Regions from separate parts of the Mus musculus genome. Here region 2 is linked to region 1. Evidence: chromatin loops called from intact Hi-C (ENCODE). Cell type or tissue: heart. All regions are shown on one strand. Each heading gives the region's core, and the rest is flanking DNA. Links, peaks and the distances in the headings are about the cores only. Region 1 overlaps Raf1 (v-raf-leukemia viral oncogene 1). Region 2 holds the start of Gm24008 (a small nucleolar RNA gene).

What was found. Hi-C counts contacts between places; a loop is a spot of excess contacts. Peaks named below come from ENCODE experiments on the same cell type or tissue, not always from the same donor. Only the 100,000 strongest peaks of a DNase experiment are listed, where the experiment ranks them.
Region 2: a loop joins it to region 1, with 2.1 times the contacts of the local background. A loop is called at or near these places in 4 of 42 quality-filtered maps.

Annotation. Positions count from the first base shown.
Region 1 is chr6:115,638,157-115,646,488 of GRCm38, forward strand. It overlaps Raf1 (v-raf-leukemia viral oncogene 1), which reads right to left. Exons shown (of 17, transcript NM_029780.4): 2 at 6,254-6,486. The coding sequence starts at 6,460. It also overlaps the pseudogene Gm14335. Among named protein-coding and RNA genes, the nearest start is that of D830050J10Rik, 34 kb to the right of the region's middle. In heart, for the core only: no CTCF peak of the experiment used is centred there; no DNase peak of the experiment used is centred there.
Region 2 is chr6:115,718,400-115,726,731 of GRCm38, forward strand. Gm24008 (a small nucleolar RNA gene) reads right to left here and starts at 5,433; the gene lies at 5,296-5,433. In heart, for the core only: no CTCF peak of the experiment used is centred there; a DNase peak (open chromatin) is centred at 4,092; H3K4me3 peaks cover 266 bases; H3K27ac peaks cover 774 bases.

The DNA.
Region 1 (8,332 bases), core at 205-8,204:
TAAAGTACAGCTTTAAAACATCTAACATGCTTTTTAATTTGTAGTACAATGGATCCAAGTCCAAGAACACAGGTTACATGCATCGTGGTTAGACTACATATTATCATAGTCATCATCATCATCATCATCATCTTCATCTTCATCTTCATCATCATCGTCGTCTTCACGTTTTCATTTCAGTGCATTTGCTGACTCGGCTGTATTTTGTGATACCATATTAGTAGTAATAAGAATGTTTTTGGACCCAATTAACAATGGATTAATAAGAACATTCTGAACTGTTGATGTTGCAGGTATAGAACCTTTTACAGCAGGGGACTGAGACGCAGCCATCTGTACTGTAAACCTCTGTCCTGTGAGGGACATTGGGGTGCCTACTTTAGTTGAAACAGACATGGTTTGTGGAGTCGGTGTACTTAGGGTGGGAGTACTTGGTCTACTAGAAACTGAACCAACACTTAACCTTGGAACTGTTATTCTTCCTGCAGGAGCAGGTGCCTTTTTCTGTAAAGACTTAAGCCTACAGTTTGGGGCAGTTAAGCAATATCTATCAGGTGGCAATCTAGGACCTGAATATGGCTTGATCAGTGGCAAAGGAGTTTGATTTCTTTGTCGTGCAATATCTAACAAGAAATCTCTCGGGGACGGAGAAGTGAAAGACTGGTCAGCACGGCACTGGATTGCCAGTCGTACGTCATCTGCATCAACAGTAGCTTTCTTAGCATGGCTGGAATAGATTTTAGCATCATCTAGAATTGTGGTCACATATCGGAAGGCAAACTCCAGCACCTGATTTATAACTCTTGGCTCATATTCTGTAATCCCCATATCCTTCAGGATTTGTGCCATCATCTGTGCATCTTTCAGCATGCTCTTGGGAGACGCCATCTTGCCAGACTCCATGATATCCGCTAATCAGACTTCTCGAGCTAGATCTCCACGTTAACATACTTCAGGCCTGATCTTGATGCAAGTTCTTTGCCTAGAGTGGTTTTTCCAACCCCTGGTGTACCGGTGAGCAGGATATTCGGAAGCTTCATAGTCCTCCTTCCCCCGCAGCCAAAGCCTCCGCTCAAGAGTAAGACTATTTTAAAGGTGGGGAAACCAGTATATGTTTATGTATGCTGTGTGGGTTAGAAAGACATACACCTTGCTATTAAAATTAGAGGGCAGGTGCTTCCCGCCAAGCCTGACAACTTAAGTTCAATCCCTGAGACAAATATGGTGGAAGCAGACACTAACTCCCAGAAGTTATCTATTCTCTGATCTCCACAAATGCACCATGGAGCACACATGCACGAGTGTATACACACGTATGTATACATACATACACACACACACACACACACACACACACACACACACACACACACACACAAATACGTTTTTAAAATAATTTTAAGTGGTATGGAGGGATACTTAGCACATTTAGTTATCTGGCCTTGCAAGAGTGCACATAAGTGCACAGAAGCATGGACAGAAGGTGAAACACACATGAGATGAGCCCACTTTCAACAAAATGGAGAGATGATCTTCCTAACAAATGTCAAAGCAGTGAGGGTGAGTAGGAAGCGGGGGATCAGAGTTCCTCCACTTTAGTGACAGAAAAAAGAAAAGGGTTTTCTAAGCTTTAAAAGCTCCTCCTTGGGCTGGCGAGGTGGCTCAGTGGTTAAGAGCGCAAACTGCTCTTTCGAAGGTCCCAAGTTCAAATCCCAGCAACTACATGGTGGCTCACAACCATCCGTAATGAGATCTGATGTAAATAAATAAATAAATAAATAAATAAGCAAACTCCTCCTTTGGTGTGGATGAGGCCATCTGATTCTTCAAGTTGATAAACCTTTTTTATCACAGGCATACTAAGGGAAAGAACTGGGGAACTAGACAGGGGCAGAAGTCACCCATACTTGTAAATCATGTTGCCTATTTAAACAATTAACATTATGTAAGTTTCTAATAGCTTCATGGTGGTTTGCATCTATTCCCAACATTTAAGAGTTTCAAACAGATGGCTGCTTTGAGTTTAAGTCCAGTATAGACTACAGAGTTAGACTCTGTCTAAAGAAAAAAGTTCCTTGGACATACCAAACTAGTTCAGACAAACGCTATCTAGGATTTGTATCAAAACAAATGAAAAGGTGTGGGTGGAAACAGACAAAAAGAACTGCTATGATCAGCCAAGGGTAAGCCAGGTGATAAACATACCAGAACTGTTACTGTAAGCTCTTTACTTTCATAGGTATTTACCCTTATAACATCTTACTAGTGTGTAGCAAAACGAGGCAGACATGCCTGCACTAGAGATCTGAGCTATAAAGACATGAGAAAAGAAAGTGCTAAAACAAAGAGTGCTAAACTCACACATTGACAGACTCATGCACCTATACTGCAGAGCATAGCTTTCAAAACTGTAAAGTGATATGTGGTTATTTTAATATTTCCAATAGAAGTCACAACAGATTCTAAGAGCTGAACAGCTCTTAATCTATTCTCTACTCCACTAATGTCCCCAGATGTAGACAGCATGGGAAGCAGCCAAGGGGTTTGTAAAAGAGTCTCCCTAGCCTCCTGTACAACACATCCAAGGAGTCTGCTTCCAAGAACCTGTGTCTATTCCTGACTGCCAGGTGGTTGGTTGTAAGGGCAGCAGTTCTCAACTCTAGTAACTCACTTGTCCAGTAACAATGAGAAGCAGCAGTCAGAGAGACGTGCATGTTTAGAAAACAAAATGTCAAGAAACATTAAAAGACTATTATTCTTCTAAAGACAAGTATCCTTCTAAAATCGTTTCGGTTAAACACATCCTCAGTCTGTCTCTCCTGCCACCAGATTCACACTGTGATTTGGTCAATGGTGTCTCACTGAGCTGTAAGAAGAGAAATCCTGGGAAGCCACTCTAGGATGGGGAGTGCTGGCTGCCTGAGGGTACTGGCTGCCAGAAGACACTTTCCACCACTGGTTTTCCCAGAGAAAGGTGTACATAAATGCATGTGCACTGTAACAGAGGCTATACATGTAATATTCCCTGGAGCAGGAGAGTGTGGGCTGCTTAACTGGGGTGCTTCTAGTTGAACTCCAGGACCCTCTTAACTGTAGAGCCATCTCTGCAGCCTCAATGGCTCTTAGTTTTTAACATCTACAAATGGACCCGAAACAAGTATTAAATCTGGTTCTAAATTGCAGTGTTCAGCACCATGAAGAGTAACTCCATCTATGAAATGCTGAATTATCTGTCATGTGATACACAATCCATTCGAACAGAATCCATTCTCATCTTGAAATAACCCTTTTTACTCTTTTAATATTAAAATGGCTTTGCTTGTACAAAGCAATACTAACAAGTGAAGATTTTCTTTTTTATCCCTGGAGAAATAAGCTAAAAAGATCTGCTGGCTATTCGAAATTACTGCAGGTTGGTGGAGACATGACACATTTGAAAGAATTTTATCCACCAGTTATGAGCTCACAGGCATAACCAGCCATTGTAGCCCTAAAGAAGGATGACGGTATTAGGAGAGTTGGAATAGTTATTGTACTACAGAAGTGCAACAAGGGAGACAGAAAGGGTATCTTCAGTCAAGAAGAACAAAGGCCAGGTTCTCAGGTTCTTACAGGCTTAGGGGAAGTGGGAGGTTCCATATGACCTAGCCAACATGGTCCTGTCTTGGAGGAATGCCCTAGACAACCTACAACTCAAAGTTCTGGATCCAGGGAAGGGAGCACAAGCTAGAAGGTCTATGATCTAATGTTGGCACTTCAGATTTGTTCCTAAAATACCTCATCTGTGAATCTGGACTCCAGAGTGGAAAAGTAAGTGGAGAAATAGTGAAAGGAGAAGCAGCAGCCAGCACAACTAACTGGCACAAATACCGTGTCCCTAATCTTAAGGTAGCTACTCAGCAACCTTCTTCTTTAAAAAATAAATAAAATGAATTAATTAATTAAAAAATTAATTTCTTTTGAATCTCATACTAAGCTGCCTATGAACCCTGAAAGCACTGGGTAGCCCAAACTTCAGATCTAGAGAATTTAATGTCCTCTTCTGGCTTCTATGGATGCTGTGTATACATGGTACACTGACATACACTCAGGTACAAACCACACAAACAAAATAAATAAGGATGAAGGAATCAACTAGAAAAACCAGAGGGGGCCAGGCAGTGGTGGCACACATCTTTAATCTCAGCACTTGGGAGGCGGAGGCAGGCAGATTTCCGAGTTACAGGCCAGCCTGGTCTACAGAGTGAGTTCCAGGACAGCCAGGGCTACACAGAGAAACCCTGTCTCAAAAAAACAGAAAAAGAGAAGAGAAGAGAAGAGAAGAGAAGAGAAGAGAAGAGAAGAGAAGAGAAGAGAAGAGAAGAGAAGAGAAGGAGGAGGAGGAGGAGGAGGAGGAGGAGGAGGAGGAGGAGGAGGAAGAGGAAGAGGAAGAGGAAGAGGAAGAGGAAGAGGAAGAGGAAGAGGAAGAGGAAAGAAAAGAAAAGAAAAGAAAAGAAAAGAAAAGAAAAGAAAAGAAAAGAAAAGAAGAACCAGAGGGGACTGTCAGAAGAAAACCAAGAAAGCTCTGGCTGGCCTCCCAACCTTAGGAACAAACAAATGTCTCATACTGTGCTCCACAAGGATGGACAAGTTTTAAATTTAGGTTAAACAAGACCTGACAAACAAAAACCAATATAACTTCACTTTTCTGTTTCAGTCAAACTGGTTTTTTGCTTTTAAAGTTCAGAACAGTAAAGGGTTTTGAGCAGTGGGTCCTTAGAAAATAATGGGGTTTCCTGTCAGAAAATCCTGTTGACAACATCTGGTTCCAACATGGACCTGTCATTGATTCCATGGAAAAATGCAAAAATATTTTGTGCCCTGAGAAGAGACAAGGCAGGAGTTTCTTCTTAAGCAACCTAAAAATCTATCTTGGGCCTATAAAATAATAAAATATCTTTTCCTAGGAGATGGAGAGACAGCCTAGTAGTTAAAAGCACTGGCTTTTCTTGCAGAGCAGCCACATTTAATTCCCAGCACCACGTAGCAGCTCATAACAGTTTGTAACTCCAGTTCCAGGGAATCCAGTGTCCTCTCCCAGCCTCTATGCGCTCTGAACACACTGGCACACAGACATACATGGCAGGTAGCAAACACCCACTCACATAAAACAAAAACTAAATTTTTTTCAAAATTAAAAATCTAGACTTTTTTCCTAAAGTAAAATAACCCAGAAAATTGTATTTTCCTCATATTTAATGCAATCTCAAAAATTAAGTCAATACTTTGCATTCACAGAAGAATAAATGTCTCTTTCCCCACTTTCTTTAATTAGTTTTAATTAGCTTGGAAACTAAAAGAAGAAGAAAAAAAAACTTCTCCCAAAAAAAAAAAAAAAAAAGGCTAACAAGATGCTCTGGAGGCAAACAGCTGCTGCCACACCTGGACCGTCTGAGCTCAGCACCAGGGACCATGTGGTAATGGAAGAGGAAATCTCCTCATACAAGCTGTGCTCTGGCCTCCATGTCATACTGTAGCAGTACACATATGCAAGCACCACACACACATGAACACACACAAAATTAATAAATACAATTTTAAAAATATTTCAAAAGAAAAAAAAGTATCAGAAATAGCCTCTCCTCCTCACCCAAAAATAAAGATGCAGAAAAAGGCTTTTGTGGGCCACGTTTGAAGGCAGTAGAGAGTGAGCAGAACAGTGATTTCATAAAGTAAATCTGAGCGGCTGACTGTTCTTCTACAGGTCCTGAGTTTGATCTCCAGCACCCATGCTGGCTCCCAACCACCTGTAATAGGATTTGATTCCCTCTTTTGGTATGCATGAAGACAGAACACTTATATATAGAGAGAGAGACATAAAACAAATAGGTCTTTTTTTTTTCTTTTTTCCCCCCATTTCCTTCTCCCTCTTGCTCCGGCCCAGCTCTTTCCACCTCCCCCTCCCCCACATCCAGCCCATAGGTTTTTATTATTTGCTTCTCATTACAGATGGTTGTAAGCCACCATTGTGGTTGGTTGCTGGGATTTGACCTCGTGACCTCTGGAAAAGCAGTCAGTTCTCTTAACCACTGAGCCATCTCAAACCCCAAATAAGTCTTTTTAAAAATAAAAATAAATCTTCACTTGGGGGAGTTAAAAAAAAAAAAACGATTAACAGAGATCCCAAGTGACAAGGAGATTCTCCCATCTATAAACTGGACAGCATAGCACAGTCTCCAAAGGTAAGAGAACTACATTTTCTAGGGTCACATACCACAGTCCTTTGCTTATTCGGCAAGAAAACCCGGATAGTATTGCTTGTCTTAGAAGAATCCGTGAGCTTGCCATCATCTGAGGCCCGGCGCTGATAGCCAAACTGCTGAACAATGGTAGGGGAGATGCAGCTGGAGCCATCAAACACCGCATCTTTGAGTCCAAAGCCATTGCTGATCGTCTTCCAAGCTCCCTGTATGTGCTCCATTGATGCAGTTTAAACAATACTTATACCTGAAAGACAAATAATTATAATTCTAGAAGAAAAGTACTTAACCCAAGAACACAATATAGAAAGTTGTGAAAACAGTGGTTTATGGCTTTTTTTGTAATCTGTGAGCAAGTTAGTCAGGAAAGAAATATAGTGATTTATTTCTTCCTTCTACTCTTTGTAAGAAATCATCCTAGCTGCTGCCCCCAAACTCCCAGATTCCATATCTACTTACAAAGTCTGAGTTTTCCATTGTAATATTCAGGGTTTAGTTTGAGTGCAGAACCAAAGCAGCAGACTGGCCATCTAACCAGCTTAATCTGATGTGTTAACTATGGAACACATATGTGTTAACTATGGAACGCGCCTCAGGTATAAGACTAACGCCCAGACACTTGCAAGTCAGCAAGGAGACAAAGTAATGGCTCTCCTCCTTTAGAAAACTGTGAGAATCTCCCTTTGAGCCTTATGTCAGACACTTCTTTTGTCTTATCCAGCAGGAGCTAGAACTCACCAGGAGCCTCTATTATGGGGTGGGATACAGAGCATATGTGCGTGCATACATAGCACATACGCAAATTTATGTATATACATGCCTCATTCCTATTATCCACCTTAATACGTACAGTTAGATACTAAGTAGAAGTGATATCCCATCTAAAGCACAGAAAATTCTTACAACATACTTCTGAGTGTACAGGCTAAGATACACACATGAGGAGCTCTGACTCTACAGCTCTTACTGTCTCACATACAGTCCTGACACACAAATCACTTAGTCAGGGATAAAATGTCCTAGAATTAAAGAAAATGTAACCTATACTCCATTTTCAACCAGAACTTTCTACCTGACTCCCCACTATGTGCTGACTCTCAGCCCAGGAAATGAATTAAGGATTGACTGCAACCATACTCCTGTGCCACACCTGTAGGTCCACAGCCATAGACTCAACCAATTGTAAATCAAAAAGTGTATGTGTGTGTGTGTGTGAGAGAGAGAGAGAGAGAGAGAGAGAGAGAGAGAGAGAGAGAGAGATTAACAAGCCTGAGTTCTCTGGGTGAAGTGGACTTAAACATCAGAGACATATGCAGAGCCCATGTAAATACTATGTCCTCTATATGAGGGGCCTGAGCAAATGCAGACTGTGTTATAGGGGTGCAGGAACAAAGCCCAGCACACATAATGGAACATCTGTAACCTTAAAGTCAGGAAAGCAGAGTCGGTTTGGAAAGTTAATCAAGATCACTATGTGGTATTTTAAATCTCGGTCAACTTTCTGGAGAAGAATCAGAATGTACTACCTACTAAAAATCTGACATCGTAGGGGCTGTTTTTTATCACCAAAACAATCTTTAAACAGCAGCTCATCATGTCACCCTCTTGCTGAAAACTCAGAATAAAATCTAAACTCCTTAATCAAGCCCCTAAGACTGCTTTCAGAACATACCCATCATACCAGTAATGATGGACACACTTTTAATCCTAACACTTGGAAGGCAGAGACAGGTATGTGAGGCCATCCTGGTCTAAATACTCAGTTCCCAGACAGCCAGGGCTACATAGTGAAACCTTGTCTTAAAAAGAAAACAGACAGCCAGGCGGTAGTGGCGCACTCGGAAGGCAGAGGCAGGTGGATTTCTGAATTCGAGGCCAGCCTGGTCTACAGAGTGAGTTCCAGGACAGCCAGGGCTATACAGAGAAACCCTGTCTCAAAAACAAAAACAAAAACAAAAAAGAAAAGAAAGAAAAGAAAACAGACAAACCCACCAGAACAGGCCAATTTTCATACCTCAGAATTTCTTATTCCCTTCACCCAAAAGGATGAAAACCCCAAAAACAATCAAATAGCCTTTTCACTATCTGTCTCA
Region 2 (8,332 bases), core at 66-8,065, 80 kb after region 1:
CTGCTCAATGTTTTTCTCTGTTGCTAGGAAACCTGGTTTCCTTAGCTGGTCACCGGTTAGCACCCCCTCTTGTGTCCAGAAGAGCAAAGTTCATGGTTTCAAACTTACTCCCTCCACTTCCCTCCACTTCCCTCCTCTCTCTCTCTCTCTCTCTCTCTCTCTCTCTCTCTCTCTCTCTCTCTCTCTCTCTCTCCCTTTTCTCCCTCTGTTTCTTTCCTTCTCTGACTTTCCCTCTCTGTCACACACACACACATGGGCGCGCGTGTACATGTGGATGCAGGCGGCCTCAGAGACCACACATGTTGGATCTTCCTGGAACTGGAGTTGCAGGTCACTGTGAGCAGCTCAATGTAGGTGTGGGGAACAGAACCCGGGTTCCCTGGAAGAGCAACATGCACACTTAATCACTAACTCATCTCTCTACTTAATTTTTATCATGGAATACGTAGAAAAGTATCCAGAAGTCTGGCATGCCTTTAATCCCAGCACTCAGTTTTCAGAGACAAGAGGATTTGAGTCTGAGGACAACCTGTGCTACCTGTAGATTCTGTATCTTAAAAACTAAAGAAATGAGAGGGGCTTGGTGGCCCTTGGGAGGCAGAGGCAGAGGCAGAGGCAGAGGCAGAGGCAGAGGCAGAGGCAGAGGCAGAGGCAGAGGCAGAGGCAGAGGCAGAGGCAGAGGCAGAGGCAGAGGCAGAGGCAGAGGCAGAGGCAGAGGAGGCAGAGGCAGAGGCAGAGGCAGAGGCAGAGGCAGAGGCAGAGACAGGTGGGTCTCTGTCAGTTCAAGGGCAGCAGCCTAGTCTATAAATCGAGTCCAGGACAGCCAGGGCTTTGTTACAGAGAAACCCTGTCTAGAAAAACTAAACTAAACAAACAAACAAAAAACAAAGACAGAGGACTTTGCCACTCCCTTATTCAATCAGACATTGACTGCCCAGGAAATCATACATCTCCCGGATCTGCAGGGCTGTGCCTGCATTCTTTTTGCTTTGTGCTTAATTATCAGAATACATATTTAAAAATGGGAAGTTTGTGTAAATAAAGTCACACATTTCATTCAATCTAATGTTTATGGGCACTGGAGAGAAGGCTCGGCCATTGAGAGTGATTACGGATCTTGCAGAGGCCCAGAGTTCAATCCTCAGCACCCACTGGGTGGTTTGCTCACTACTGCCAGGAACTCCAGTCCCAGGGGATCTGACACCCTCTTCTGACTTCTGAAGGTACCGGGCACTCATGTATACATACTTCCACACAGACACACACATAATTTTAAAAAATTAAAATGATCTATCACACTATGTTTGTGAGGTTCATCAATGCTATTACATGAAAATGTGCTTTCTCATTTTCTTTTAAAATTAATAATTAGTATGTGAATGTATGATGTGGGGATTCAGCTGTCCACGCCACAGCGTAGACATGGAGGTCAGAGGGCTATGCCACGGAATTGTTTCTCTCCTCCCACCGTGTGGTTCCTGGGGATGGAATTCAGTTTTGCTAGGCCTGGGTGCTAAGCTCTCTTACCTGCTAAGTCATCTCGCTGGCACTGCTGTATAATATTTCAGTACATGACTATACAATAATTTCATTCTGCTCAGGGACATTTGGACTACTTTCAGATTGGGGCTGTCTTGCACAGCGCTGCTTCGAGTCTTCTGTCTTCCCTTATGCTCTGTTGCATGAGGCTGTGCTTCTCTCTTGGGTATCGATGTGACAGTGTATCTAGGTATACCTAGACAGTGTATCTCTGGCTGGCTGTACTAGATAATGCCAGAGAGTTTTCCAGAGTGGCTGAACAAATGCCTGGCTGATCCTGCCCAGCACACTGTTCATTCCCACTGCTCCACTCAGCAACATTTTGTATCACCAGATAGTAATTGTCACCTCTCTTGAGGGTGTGTAGCCCATGGTCATTTTAATGATTCCATATAATACAGTATATTAAGTATGTGTCTTCGAGTTTTATTGTTGTGAAGAGACACCATGACCAAGGCAATTGGAGCTGGCTTACAGTTTCAGAGGTTTAGTCCATTATCATCATGGTGGGAAGCATGGCAGGGTTCAGGCAGACCTGGTGCTGGAGGAGCTGGAGAGTTCTGCATCTTGATCTGAAGGCAGCAAAAAGACTGTCTTCCACACTGGGCTGAGCTTGAGCATATATAACCTCAAAACCCCCACCCCCACAGTGACATACTTCCTCCAACAAGGCCACACCTCCTGATAGTGCCACTCACTATGACCGAGCATTCAAATACATGAGTCTATAGGGGCCAAGCCTATTCAAACCCCCACAGCATGCCTTCACACATTTGTCAGTTGTCTGACTTTCATCTGAACTGAAATGTCTATCAAGAGGTGGAAGTTTAGCTCAGTGACAGAGCAATTGCCTAGCAGGTACAAGGACCCGGATTCAGTCATCGGCTCTGAAAAGAAAAGGAAAACTTACGCACAAAAACAAATGAACAAGCAGAAACAAAAAAAATGAATCAAGGAACATTGTTTAAGTTCATAAAAATTAATTTGTCAAGTGTGGTACTCCCATACTCTGGAGGCAGAGACAAGCAGATCTCTGTGAGTTAGAGGCCAGCCTGGTGCTCATGGTGAGACCTAGTCTCAAAAAAGGTGCTTATGCTGGGCGGTGGTGGCGCACACCTTTAACCCTAGCACTTGGGAGGCAGAGGCAGGCAGATTTCTGAATTCGAGACCAGCCTGGTCTACAGAGTGAGTTCCAGGACATCCAGGGCTACACAGAGAAACCCTGTCTCAACAAAACAAAACAAAACAAAACAAAACAAAAGGTGCTTATTAATTTTTGTTGTTCTTCTTCGTGGGGTTTTTGTTTCTTTGGTGTTTGGTTGGTTTGGTTTACACATGTGTGCTTCTGTGGAGGTGTCTGTGTGTGCTGTATGTACAGGCTAGAGGCAGGGCATCCTCCTTTCTTGCTTTCTACATTTTCAGTTTGTCTCTGACAGGGTCTCTTGATATAGCCCTAGAACTCACAAAGATCTGCCTGCCCCTGACTTCCCAGAAATCACAGGCCCACACTGCCATGACAGCTTTATTTAGTTTAAAATTTTTTATTTGCTGTGTGTCTTAGGGTTTCTAACTGTATGACAGAACACCTTGATCAAAAACACCTCCCTGGAAATGGCTTATTCAGCTTACACTTCCATATCACTGCTCATCATTGAAGTAAGTCATGACAGGAACTCAAACTGGGCAGGAACCTGGAGGCAGGAGCTGTTGCAGAAGCCATGGATGAGTGCTGCTTACTGGGTTGCTCCTCATGGTTTACTCAGTCTGCTTTCTTATAGGACCCAGAATGGCCACTTCAGGAATAGCACCACCCACAGTGGGCTGGAACCTCTAATTAAGAAAATGTCCTACAGCTGGATCTTATGGAGGCATTTTCTCAACTGAGGTTCCCTCCTTTCAGATAACTCTAGCTTATGTTAAATTAACTTAATACTAGCCGGGTGGTGGTGTCGCACACTTTTAATCTCAGAACCCAAGCGACAGAGGCAGGCTAATCTCTGAGTTTGAGGCCAGCCTGGTCTACAGAAAGAGTTTCAGGATGGTAAGGACTATACAGAGAAGCCCTGTCTTGAACCAAACAAGGCATAAGACCAGTCAGATGCTAGGTGTGGTGGTGGTGTACATCTTTAATTGGAACACTCAGAAGGCAGAGGCAGGTGGATCTCTTGAGTTCAAGAGCAGCATGGTCTTTATTGAGTTCCAGAACAGCCGGGCTACATATCAGAGAGACCCTGTCTTTAAAAACAAGATCCTTCTTTCTCTCTTTCTTTTTCTCTCTTTCTCTCTTCCCTTCTTTAACTTTTTATTGGTTCTTTGTGAATTTCACATCATGCACCCTAATCTACTCGCCTTCCCCTCCCCTCATACCTGCTTTCCAGTCTCGCAACTTCCCCACCAACAGAGAAAAAGAAAAGTCTCCTCGTTGTGGAAGTTGAAGTGTGTCACAATGTGTCCCACAGTAAACCCTTCTGTCTACCCTGATAACAAATGTTCATTGCAGTGATTCATTGGTCTGGTATGAGGCCTCTGGCTTGCTTCTGCTACTCCAGCAATACTGGATCCTCACTGGGGCTCCTCTCGGACATCCTGTTGTTGCCCTGTGTCATGGAGAGCTGTAGTGTTGGATCTGTAGGATCAGCTCCTTCATGCACCCCATCAGTTCATCAACGGGGTAGATGTTGGGGTGGGCCAATTCAAAGCCCTGGATCTGGGCCAGGGCGGTATCTGAGCAACCTGTCGGCTCTCCTGCTGTCACACTCTCATGGTTGCCTCATCCCTACCCTGGCCACCAGGGTCACCTGGCTGCCTAGAGGGGGGACAGGGCCCGCTCTCTTGAGTGCTGCAACTGGTGAGGGCCAAGAACTGCTCTCCAGCTCTCTCGACCCCCAGGGCTAGGTCTCCTCCTGCCTGCTGAAGGTGGTGAAGGACAAGAGGGGAGGAGGCGCTCTCTCCCACATCCACGCCAGCACATGGGAGATGAGCTCTTCCACACTCACATTGGGCTGGCTCACCCAAAATGCCTGCAATGTATGGAGCCCTCTCTCCCAAGCACTGCAGCTGGGTAGGGACAGGGGCAGCTCTCCTGCTCTCATGTTCCCAGGGCCAGATCTCCCACAATGCCCAAGTGAGGGGTAGGGCCAATTCTGCACATCTCTCAGACATCAACACAGCCCTAGTGGCAGCCTAGACCAGGGACATCCTCTTGACCTTTGGTGATTATAGATCCCTGCTGCTGCAGGTCGACAGATCCAGACGTGGTCCTTGGTGGCTGCACAGGCAAGGACTCCACAATAGTCCCAGGTGGTATCACCAGTTACTCACATCAGTTCTGCCTCACTTCAGTGGGTCCACGTCCTTCTGCTTCTCTTTCTCCTCCGTTTCTCCACACTTACTTGCTCCTCTTAGTGGTGCCCAGGATCTCTGAGTGTCTGGGTCATCTCAAGAATGCTATGTGCATTACAGTGCTGGGCAGGGGTCTACTCAGACATAGTCTGCTCACACCCAGGCCGGTGTGGTTCTGGACTGATGGATATCTCAGGCTAGCTCCTTGACTGGACCCCCTGGCGCTGGTCCGGTAGTCATTTCAAGCTCACTCCTTGCCCCACTTGCCTGAGTGGCCCCTTTTGAGAATTGTCTGTTTAGGACCCGTTTCTGCCGGGGGGCAGACAGCTGCAGGCTGGGTTCTTCTAGTCTCTGGCTTGCTCCCTGTCCTGGGAGCCCATCTGGGCCTGCCTGGCACCAGAATGGTTGTTCTCTCAAGCTCGATTTTTTCAGACATTCAGATATTCATAGGTAGAACACTGGGCATAGACATGGCCTCTCTCCTCTCTGTTACCCACTGACGACATGCATGTGACACAGCCGCCACACCTTACTTGCTGTGTCATAAGCAGTAGAAAAAGAGAAAAGACAGCTTACTCTGGTGGTCTGGATCCTTCTGAAAGCCAATGCCAGGGCAAGGTTAAATGTTCAGAGACTTGTTAAGAGAGAGTCTGGGTCTGAGAGGATGTAAGGAGGGAAGGGGAAGTTGGAAGACTATGGGGCAGTGGGCTGCGCACAGACAGCCTGGTCTCCAGTTGAGCGTAGATCTTGAACTCCAGTGGGACCCGGTAGGTGGTAATTTCCACCTACATATGACGGAAGGCGTTCCTGGACTCCTGGCTCCTGTCGAAGTTACCGCCCCCACAGCCCCCACAGGAGAGGTGTGTTGTTATCAGTCATGTAGAAGCAGCACCAAGCTTTCCCACATGCAAATAAGGTTTCCCCCAAATTCTCAGTCCAAGCCAATGAGAGGTACCTGCTGTCAAACCCTGAATCACCCCCAGACTGTATATAAATCCGTCCAGGGAATTAAAGGTTTGTGAGAACTACTTCTCATCTGAGTCTTTTGTTCCAAGAGCTGTGACATTGGGAAGAGATCTTCTCTCCTGAAGAGCCACCTGAGGTCCCACCACACTCCTCACTGGATAGGCTTCTCATTGGCCCAGCCCAACCCAACTCAGCTGGAGTTACCAAGCGACCTGGAAGGCACCACAGAGACTTGTCTCCCTGCCTGCACTCACTTCTCTTTGCTGGAACCCTCACACCTAGCCTGGACAGAGATCTCCGTGGAAAACCTCTGGTGCCCAGGCCCACAGAAGGCTATCCTGGAAGTCCTCAGGTTGGGAGAGTGGTAGGGGGGAGTATGTGGGAGAGGTCTCTGCTTGCCACCTAAGGTGAGTGTGTCCATCTGCCATATTAGGGAGTCTGTGAGCTAAAGGTGAGTGTCAGAGGTGTCTGCGTCTCCAGGCATGGGTCTGCCTCAGGATCCCTCTGTTCCAGTGTGGCCAAGGCCGAGTGTGGCCTTGGTCAGTTCTGATCCTGATCTTGGAGATCTGTCTACAGGACCAGGGTCTTGTTCACACAGCCTGAAGAGAATAGCTAGAGAGATCTTTCTAAAGCCATCTTGGTATACAATCCTCTACCCACTGGTAGGCTCTGTAGGCTCCATTGTCTCACTATTTCACCACTTCCTAGTAGTTCCACCAAGAGGACCAAGCATTCAACACTCAGCCTTGGGGAACAGCAACATGTGAACTGGGTCCCTTTCAGGAAACTGAGACAAACAGCTGTCATTGTTCTCCCGGGCTTGACCTTTTCCCCCGGTGTCGGCTGACCTGCATGGTCTCCGCGCACACTCAGTGTTCCTTTGGCCTGTGGGTGGATGACTGCACAAGTTCGATGACCAGGGTCCAGGACAGCCAAGGGCCAACGCCCCTTCATTTCCAGTCCTGTCTGCCCAGTTCAGGATTCCATGCTTTCTTTTAGACCCCACTTTGGACGGGAGCTCCTGGAATCCATAGCCTGAGATGTAACCAGCGCCCAAGCTCCGGTGGTACAGAGGCCCTGAGAACCATCAAGGTCACTGCTGGACTGGGCTGGGAGGGAGTGCGCCACTCAGACCCTTGGCGGAGCTGGGAGACCTGGGAGCATAAAGCGCTGAACTAGCCTCTCTCTGACGCATCCAGGCTGCCAAGGACCAAAATGACTGTGTCCTCCATCTTCCTCTGGCTTTGTCCCATGCCTAGGGGGTTTCAACCTATCGGTCATGTCCTGCTTTTATGGTCACTAATAAGCTGAGGTTGAAAAAATACAAGGTAAAACATAGATTTTTTTCCTTTTATTCAATTTATTTGAGTACACCATAGCTGCGTTCATGCACACCAGAAGAGGGCATCAGGTCACATTACAGATGGTTGTGAGCCACCATGTGGTTCCTCTGAAGGAGGAGTCAGTGCTCTTAACCTCTGAGCCATCTCTCCATCTTCCTAGATTTTACCTTTTTATTTTCTTTGTTTTGAGTGCTGGGTATTCAAAGCCAGGATCTCTTGTATACCAGGCAAACATTCAACCACTGACCCTTTTAGCACCCCCCTTTTTTTAGATTTATTTATTTCTTATATGTAAGTACACTGTAGCTGTCTTCAGACACACCAGAAGAGGGCATCAGATCTCATTACGGGTGGTTGTGAGCCACCATGTGGTTGCTGGGATTTGAACTTCGGACCTTCGGAAGAACAGTCAGGTGCTCTTATCCACTGAGCCATCTCACCAGCCCCCCCTTTTAGCCCCTTAAAACATTTTGTTTTGCTTTGTTGAGTTAGGGATTTGCTCTATAGCCCAGCTGGCCTAGAACTCACAGAACTATTTCCTACCACTGCCTGCTAAGTGCTGGGATTAAAGGTTTCTGTCACACCTGGTTCTTCAATTCTTTTTCTTCTTAAATTTTAAAAGGTTTTGAGTTTTGTATGGACTTGTGAGTATGTTCATGTGTGTGCACAGTTTTTGTTGTTGTTGTTGTTTGTTTTTTTTGTTTTTTCGAGACAGGGTTTTTCTGTGTAGCCCCAGGTGTTCTGGAACTCACTCTGTAGACCAGGCTGGCCTCGAACTCAGAAATCTGCCTGCCTCTGCCTCCCAAGTGCTGGGATTACAGGCGTGCGCCACCACGCCCGGCTGTGTGTGTGCACAGTTATGCACAGCAGTCTGAAGTCAGTCTCTTTATGTCAGGGACAGAGTCTCTTACTAAGACGAGGGGCTGACTGGTTACCCAGCTGGACGGTAGGCACCTGTTTTCTCCCCACCCCCGAGGGCTGGTACTACATATCACACTTTGCTTTCTATGTGGGTGCTGGGATCAAATCTGGGGCCTCATGGTTATCTGGCAAGCATCTTACTGAATGGACTATCTCTTCAGACTCTAAAGTTTGTTTGTTTTGTTTTATCATTTTTATAATTTTGGCATTTTGAAATAGGA